2 separate regions of the Homo sapiens genome follow, and region 2 is linked to region 1. The links are chromatin contacts, found by Hi-C or POLR2A ChIA-PET in ENCODE. All regions are on one chromosome and are shown on one strand. The core of a region is the stretch at or near the end of the contact, and the rest is flanking DNA. Distances in the headings are between cores, read along the strand shown.

Evidence for each region. Hi-C counts contacts between places; a loop is a spot of excess contacts on that map. ChIA-PET counts read pairs that join two places held with the same protein, here RNA polymerase II (POLR2A). Pooled maps may share reads with other maps.
Region 2: a loop to region 1 is called in a pooled map, with 2.2 times the contacts of the local background. The contact joins two enhancer-like sites. A Hi-C loop is called at or near these places in 3 of 168 maps with a recorded cell type or tissue (adrenal gland, astrocyte of the cerebellum and endothelial cell of hepatic sinusoid) and 1 of 50 pooled maps. POLR2A ChIA-PET finds 5 or more read pairs at or near these places in 2 of 52 experiments (BJ and RWPE1).

Annotation. Positions count from the first base shown.
Region 1 is chr9:98,997,226-99,001,597 of GRCh38, reverse strand. It overlaps COL15A1 (collagen type XV alpha 1 chain), which reads right to left. Exons shown (of 42, transcript NM_001855.5): 7 at 647-759. Among named protein-coding and RNA genes, the nearest start is that of COL15A1-AS1, 55 kb to the right of the region's middle. RefSeq lists enhancers at 1,793-2,548, 2,549-3,305. Within about 2 kb of position 3,122, at least 17 of the 41 ENCODE cell types and tissues checked have a DNase peak (open chromatin) inside an H3K27ac peak, as active enhancers do.
Region 2 is chr9:98,887,211-98,891,342 of GRCh38, reverse strand. It overlaps the pseudogene NME2P3. Among named protein-coding and RNA genes, the nearest start is that of ADIPINT, 22 kb to the left of the region's middle. Within about 2 kb of position 2,547, at least 2 of the 41 ENCODE cell types and tissues checked have a DNase peak (open chromatin) inside an H3K27ac peak, as active enhancers do.

The DNA.
Region 1 (4,372 bases), core at 1,873-4,372:
GGGAAACTGTGTTTGTAATTTTGTTGAATTTTTGATATTATGCTGGGCTTGACTTTTAAATATCTGTGAAAATTGACTGTTACCAGATAGTGACTGAGAGAGCTGTGAGAACTGTCTTAAGTTTTCATCCCAGGAGAAGGGAAGGAATGAGCTGGCGTTGTGGGTTTTCAGCAGGGGCCATTGTGAGAAAACTATTTATGCTTTAATTTTGCACCCTAGGGAGCCCAGCATTTCAAAAACTGGCTTTGCAGGTGTAAAAGCCAATTACCAAACAATAGCATGAACACACCTGCAGTTAATCTGATTCTGTCTTGAAGGGGACTCAAAGGGCTGATAAAGCTATGTGCCTTCACAACTGAGCAGGAGGGCGGGGTTGCATTGGTGAGGCCTGGACGCTCGCTCATCACAGGCAAGTGTGAGGACAAGCTTGCACTGCATATCCCCCACCAGTCCTGTGCATCCCTGGAGAGCCTCTGTGGCCCTGGGACTCTGACCTCCTCTGTACCATGAGGACAGAAGCAATCTTGATGCTATTCAACCAAAACCCTTGTGGTTCTCTCTGGTGCTCAGTAAAATCATCACCAAGTTTGAAATAAGCAAACAAGCCTACTACTGACTAATCAAATGAAATTTACCATCTACTCACCTTTTCTTCAGCAATGTCAAGGAAGGCCCCAGCCCCTGAGCCGCTGTCAGTAATGGGGTCACCATCCACAGAATGAACCCCCTCCAGTGTGTCATTCAGGATCTCACCAGACCCTACAGGAAGCAGGCATTCTGCTATCAATAACTACATTTTGCAGTCTTGGAAAAGAATGAGGTATCTCTTCACCAGCTAACTTGGAAAGATGTTCAGATACCATGACACAGGGTCAAGAGGGGGAAAAAACAAGTTGCAGAACAACATACATGGCAAAGCATGTGTGGTTTCCATTCCAGGCTCTGGCACCACCTGCAGGCAAGTCGCTCAACTTCTGCCTCAAGTTCCTTATCTAGAAATGGGGAATTACAATAATTCCTACCTCATAGGGTTGTTTTGAGTACTGTGTGTCACAAGGACTAAGTAAGTTAATGCAAATAAAGCATTGAGGACAGCCCCTGGCATATAGTAAGCAATTGATAAATGTTCATTGTTGATATGGTTTTACGTGTGTAAAATAGAAAAAAAAAGTATGAGTATAGATATCGTATCATTATTATATATATAACATATTCATGTTATGTAATAATGATTATGACATACATAATATATACATATATGTATATGTATATGTATATGTATGTGCTTATATATTTATATACTTGGCTAAACCACAGTGTTTAGTACTGATATTTTCCAGAAGATAGGAGTGTAAGAAGAGGAAACTATTATTTTTCTGGTTTATACAACTGAGCATTAATTTAATTGTTCCCACATGCATATATTTCTTTTGCAATTTAAAAAGCAGCCCGGAATCCCAGCACTTTGGGAGGCCGAGGTGGGCAGATCACTTGAGGTCAGGAGTTCAAGACCAGCCTGGCCAACATGGTGAAACCCCATCTCTACTAAAAATACAAAAATTAGCCAGGTGTGATTCCACATGCCTGTAACCCCAGCTACTTGGGAGGCCAAGGCAGGAGAATCACTTGAACCCAGGAGGCAGAGGTTGCAGTGGGCAGAGGTTGTAGTAAGCTGAGATTGTGCCACTGCACTCCAGCCTGGGTGACAGAGTGAGATTCCATCTCAAAAAAAAAAAAAAACGCAAATGGATTTTTGAAGCAAAGAAAACTTATTCATTGGCCGGGCATGGTGGCTCATGCCTGTAATCCCAGTATTTTGGGAGGCCAAGGCAGGAGGATCATTTGAGCTCAGGAGTTCATGACCAGTCTTGGCAACATAGCGAGACCCCATCTCTACTAAAAATAAAAAAAAATAGCCAGGCATTGTGGCATGTGGCTGTAGACCCAGCTGCTCAGGAGCCTAAGGAGGGAGCTCATGCCTGGGAGGTCAAGGCTGCAGTGAGCCATGATTGTGCCACTGTGCTCCAGCCTGGGTGACAGAGCAAGACCCTGTCTAAAAAAAAAAAAAAAGAAGAAGAAGAAGAAGAAAAAGAAGTTGTACTACCATGACTGCACGCCTGTTATGGCTGGGCCCATGCCAAGATTGTCCCATGCACTCCCTCCAGCAACCCTCCTGCTGGCCCACCTGTCCTGCCCACCGGGACCCCTCCCACCACCTTCCTGCAGGTGGGCAGATCCTGGTTGGGGATCCCACTATCACCCCATGACAGGTGTGACCTGCCGGATCCACACATCAATACCTCAGTATTATTAACCCTGGGAATGAGACTGAGACTGGGAAGGGCCCTGAAGCCAGGTCAGCCTGTCCCCGGGCCAGGCCCTTCCCACACACGCTGTGCTCACGCAGGTCCCATGGTCACAATAACTCTGGAAGAGGTGCCAAATCCTCCAAAGGACTCTGCCCCCCTCCCCACCCACTCCTGTCCCATCCTGTGATGGAAGAGTGGCCAGCACGGGTCGAGCACTCTCGTCTTCCCTGCTCTGACCACCAGGGGGTGCCGTGCAAGCAGCCGATTGCCTGTCCTCCAAGGACTGACCCCTGGGAAGAAGGAGGTGGGGTGGCCCCTTCCACGGGTCACGATGGTGTCAGGGAAGCTCTGAATGCAAATATTAGGGGCTTTGCTTAGCCAGGGCTTTCTCCCACCATCCGGGCTGTCTACACATCAAGAAGAAAAGGACACTTTGGCTAGCTCCATTGCTTTCAACTGACCTTTTGTCTGCTAGATAAGGAGTGTGGCTGATCCCGGGAACAGGCGAGCTGCGTTGGGATCAGAGCCCAGTCCCCACGTGGACCTCATCTTCTCAGTCTAGGAAAGCCCTCGCCCCAGCCCCTTCACCTTAACCCCTTGCTGAGAGATCCTAATTCCACCCCTGAGAAAAGCATTCGCAATTCAGAAGCCACTTCCACAACTGCGGCCAGATTCAGCCCTCTCATCCACCCAGCATCGGGGATTGTTCATGCTCCCAGAGGACGGCTAAGGAATCTGAAGCTTGGAAACTGATCAGCAACTTGCCCCAGGCCGACAGCAAATAGGGGGCTAGGCAGGGCCTCCTTCCAAGCTGTCTGACTCTCCCCAGCGGGCAGTATTTCCACAGCAACACCCTGCCTCCTTGGCTCTGTCATGACGTTATTAAATTATCCTACAATTTTTTCTCTCCAGTTCTCTATACTTTCTCTGACCCACAGACTCCCCAAATTTAGTTGTTAAAATAACACTCATTAACTGATGGCAGAAGCAAAAAGAATAGTGATATGTATTATTGTAGAAGACTTGTATTAATAAAATACGGAAGTACAATAAAAAAAGTAAAAACCATCCATAATCCTACCACTCAGAGATAACTGCTTATAACATTTTGATGAATATTACGTCTAATATGTGATGTATCTAATACACACACATCGCTCTACATAGCTATATGTAAATAGATATAAATAACATATATTCAAAATTAGGGTCATAGACATAATTTTGGAATTTGCTTTTTTGGTGGAATATACCACGAGCATGTCCCTGGGTCATTAAATCTTCTGTATCACCAGTGTCAGGGCTGTATGTATGAATGAAATAGAATTTGGCCGACCAATCCCTACTGTGGGCAGTTTGGGTTATTTTTGTTCCTAAGAACAGTGCTGCCAGGAATGATCTTGTACTTACATCTTCAGTCTGAAGTGACGGCCCCTCTGAGAAATGACAGAAACCACAAGCGATCTCAGGGCTTGGGCATATGCCAAGCTAGTGCCTGGGGGATAGTGTTTGACGCCTGGGCTTTTACCAGTGCTCCTCTGCACAGGTAGGGGGACAAGAGGCAGGGGCCAGAGCCCTGGATGGGCAGCCAGGGGACCAGCTCTTCTCCTAGGGACTGCTGCTGCCTTGCTGGGTAACTGGCCCCTCTCTGGCCATCAGTTTCTCACTTGTGCCACACAGGAGTTTAGCTGATCCTCTGAGAGTTGGGGAGTTTGTGGCAAAAGTCAGAATGGGTGGGGACTCTGGACTTAGCTCTTCCAAGTGTTGGTTTTTCCACCTATAAAATAGTGGCTAGTGCTACTGAGTAGGCGGTATGCTGTCGGTGTTGGAGACAAAATATCCAAACACTTGGCACACTGTAGGTATTCAACAAAGAGCAAGGATTATTACAAACTTTTCTGTTAAACCCCAGAAGGAATAGAATCTGGGAGTTAGAAGCTCCAGATCTGGGGGTTAGAAGATCTGCTATCTGAGCTCAAATGCCAGCTCTGCCATTCACAAGCTGTTTGCTCCTGGCTGGGTTACTTAACTTCTCTGTGGCTCAATTTCCTCCTCTTGTCTGT
Region 2 (4,132 bases), core at 1,298-3,797, 110 kb after region 1:
TTTATAATCCTTTGGGTATATACCCAGTAATGGGATTGCTGGGTCAAATGGTATTTCTCATTCTAGATCATTGAGGAATCACCACACTGTCTTCCACAATGGTTGAACTAATTTACACTCCCACCAACAGTGTAAAAGCGTTCCTATTTCTCCACATCCACTCCAGCATCTGTTGTTTCAACCATAAGCTGACATCTTTGGTTTTTTTTTTGAGACTGAGTCTCGCTCTGTCACCCAGGCTGGAGTGCAGTGGCACAATCTTGGCTCACTGCAACCTCTGCCTCCCGGGTTCATGCCATTCTCCTGCCTCAGCCTCCCGAGTAGCTGGGACTATAGGCACCCGCCACTACGCCCAGCTAATTTTTTGTATTTTTAATAGAGACGGGATTTCACCGTGTTAGCTAGGATGGTCTTGATCTCCTGACCTCGTGATCCACCCTCCTTGGCCTCCCAAAGTGCTGGGATTACAGGTGTGAGCCACCATGCCCAGCCCGGCTGATTTCTTTTTCAGCACTTACTACTGAGCCATTGCCATGAATGATGCATCAGCCCACCTGACTAGAGAAGTCCCTGCAAATGGTGTGTGGCTTAGAATCCACTGGATTGGTCTCCCCCAGCATCACTCGGCCTGTCTTCACCGCATTCAGCCCCTCCCAGACCATGGCTAAGACAGGCCCTGAGTTCCTGTATTTTGCCAGCCTCGGGAAGAATGGGCAGTCTTTCCAGTGAAAGTAGTGCGGCTTCAGATGTTCTCAGAGGCCCAGAGGAACTTCCTGGCCACGAGGTGGAATCTCTTCTGCTCAAAGCACTTCACGATCTTGCCAGCCAGGCCATGCTGCACACTGTCTGGCTTGATGGTGATGAAGGTGCACTCAGGTTGGCCGTGGTCCAAGAAGCTGGTTGGGCCAGGTGGCACCTGCACTGTGCTGCAGGAGCCTGTAATTTTTAATTGTTCAGAAAAATATAGTCAGCACAAATGAACCTTAAAAGCGTTATGCAAAATGAAAGAAGCCAGACCCAGGAGGCTACGTGTTGTATGATTCCATTTATATGAAAAGTCCAGAATAAGCAAATCCACAGAGACAAAAGTAGTTGCCAAGGGCACAGGGGAGAGGGGAGTAGGAAGTGACTGCTAACATACACAAGAGATAGAGATATATATTTTTGAGACGGAGTCTTGCTCTGTCGCCAAGGCTGGAGTGCAGTGGCGCAATCTCGGCTCACTGCAACCTCTGCCTCCCGGGTTCAACTGATTCTCCTGCCTCAGCCTCCTGAGCAGCTGGGACTACAGGTGTGTACCACCACTCCCAGCTTTCGTGGGTGTGTGCGTGTGTGTGTGTATTTTTAGTAGACGGGGTTTCGCCATATTGGCCAGGCTGGTCTCAAACTCCTGACCTCGTGATCCACCCACCTCGGCCTCCCAAAGTGCTGGGCTTACAGGCGTGTGAGCCACTGCCCCTGGCCTCAATATATCTTTTGGAGTGATGAGACTATTCAGGAATTAGACAGCAGAGATGATTGCAGAACTTTGGGAATATGCTAAAAACCCTTGAATTAGATACTCGAACAGGGCAAATTTTACGGTGTGTGAATTACCTCTCAATTTTTTTCAAAAAAGTATGCGCTGCAAGTCACTTCTGAGAGTGGGTTTCAATTCTTCTCAACTGACCCTGCTGCTGTCTCTATAAAATAGTGAGTCAAAAGAACATTCAGGTTCTTAAAGCACAGTACCTGAGCAAGACCCAAGCAAGGAATCTTTATGTCCTGATGGCCAGGGTGGGCAGGCCAGGAACGCCCTTCCCGCCAATAGGATGCAGGTCCCAGACAGCAGACAGGGTCTCTCCCATTTGCATGAACTGCCCTGTACACTCACCGCCCAGGTTAGGTCTAGCCATGCATCCTCCAAACAACTCAAAAATGTCTGCTTTTAGTTTGCAATTTTGAGCAAATATGTGCTGAATCTCCAGTGGGTGGATTTGATCGTCTGTGGTTTCAGAGCATTTCTGAGCTTTTGGTTCCTAAACTATGAGCTTGACCTCATGAGGACTGGGATCCTCTCCCAGAACTCCCTCCACATCACTTTCCAGCAATTTGTTTCAGTTGGCCTTTCATTTATCTGATATCATAGAAGTGACAGACAGGGCATATCACAGCCGGAAGGAACTTACAGATTGATCAGTCCAACCTCCCCAACTCCAGCCTCCTATGATCCCCATTTAATGGATGAGGTTCAGAGAGAGGAAAGAGCCTCCCTACATCACCCGACAAATAAGTGAGGAAACTAAAATTAAATTTCTGTGTCCCAGTCCCCAAAGCACATGTGGTTTTTACATTCAATTATTTCTGTTGCAATATTGGCCTTAATACTGGCTTCCATTTCCAGTTAAATAATCTCTACACTGTGAACACCAAATGGACTGGCACAAGACCAGCACCAAGGCAAGGGTCTTAACCCTTTCAGGATGCTCCTGACAATATTACAATTGGAAAGCCATGCTCAGGCCAGACCCCTTGGGCCGGCACTTTCTCCAACTTACCTATGATTAAGTAAACTTAGCCTTGTTCACAGCAGCAGATGGAATAAGTAGAAGGAACCCAACTATTTGCAGAGCAAATTCTGTGGTCTCATAGAATATTATGCTGGAAAGGAAGCATCTCTCCTCACTATCAGTGCAGCAATTTATTCTATGATGTGAGATGTGCTTTCATTCATTCATTCAATCAACAAACACTTCCTAAACATCTACAATGTGCCTGGCCCTGTGCTGGACACTGGGACATGGAAATAAGTGAAGCATAAAACTTGCCTTCAAAGAGCTTCCAGCCTATTGGGAGATGTTCCTCTAATGACCAGCCCTGGCTGAGGGGAAGATGAGAGGCAGAGAGTTTATACAAAGCACGATGGAGACACAGGAGAGTCCATGATTCTGGTTTGGGGGTCAGGGAAGGCTTCACGGTGTTGATGACACACCATAAGCCAGATCTTGAATGTTTTCAGTGGCTGAGGAAAAGGGAAAGCTTTTTAGAGAAAAGGAACAACAGCACAGAACATGGAAGTGCATGGCACATTTGGAAAAGAGAGGAGACCAGAGTTTCTGGAACAAGGTGCCTGGAGCTATGCTACCTTGGTCCGTTCCCATTTGCATCTCCATCAGTAAAATACGGGGTTTTTTTGGAATGACGCCAGGGACTGTGCATTATCCCCTTTGGAATTTACAGCATCTGGCACAGTGCCCAGCACCTAGTCAGAGCTCAGCAAATTTTCTCTAAGTGAATGAATTTTCTCTAAGAGTTAACATGTACTAAGCATTGAGTACAGCCGGCCCTCCATATTGCAGGTTCTGCATCTGTGAATTCAACCAACTGTGGATTGAAAATATTATTCAGGGGGAAAAATGGATGGTGTCTTCTGTACTGAACATGTACAGACTCTTTTCCTTGTCATTATTTCCTAAACAATACAGTATAACAACTATTTACATAGCATTTACATTGTGTTTGCTATTATAAGCAATCTAGAGATGATTTAAAGTATCTGGGGGTTGTGCACATGTTCTATGCAAATATTACACCATTTTATACCAGGGACTTAAGCATCCTTAAATTTTGGTATCCTTGGAGGGGCCCTGGAACCAATGCCCCATGGATACTGAGGGACAAAGGTATATAGCGGACATTGTACTGAGTGCTTCACACATATCAAATAATGTAAAGCTCACAAACATCTTATGAATTTGGTATTATTAGTAATATTAATATCCCCCTCTAACAGATGAGATGGCAAAGACAGAGAGGTATAAAATAATTTGTCCAAAATCATACAACTAGGAAGAAGCCAATCTGGTCTTTAAGGCCAGATCTCTGCCGGGCTGCGAATGTACTCCCCTCCGTGTGCTGAATTTCTACCTTCCTACTATTCCGTAAGCTTCCTGGTGGCAGGGACAACATCTGTTTCTAGTCCCTGGAGTTCACTCTCATAAACACTTCTCTGTCACTGTAGTAGAGATGAACAATGGGAGAGGGGCAGCAGGGGGCCAGATGGTGAAGGGTCTTGACCACCAGCCTCAGGATTCTGAACTCAGTCTTAGAGATGACAGAACCTTTAGCATAAGCCACGAAATCTCTCAGGAGG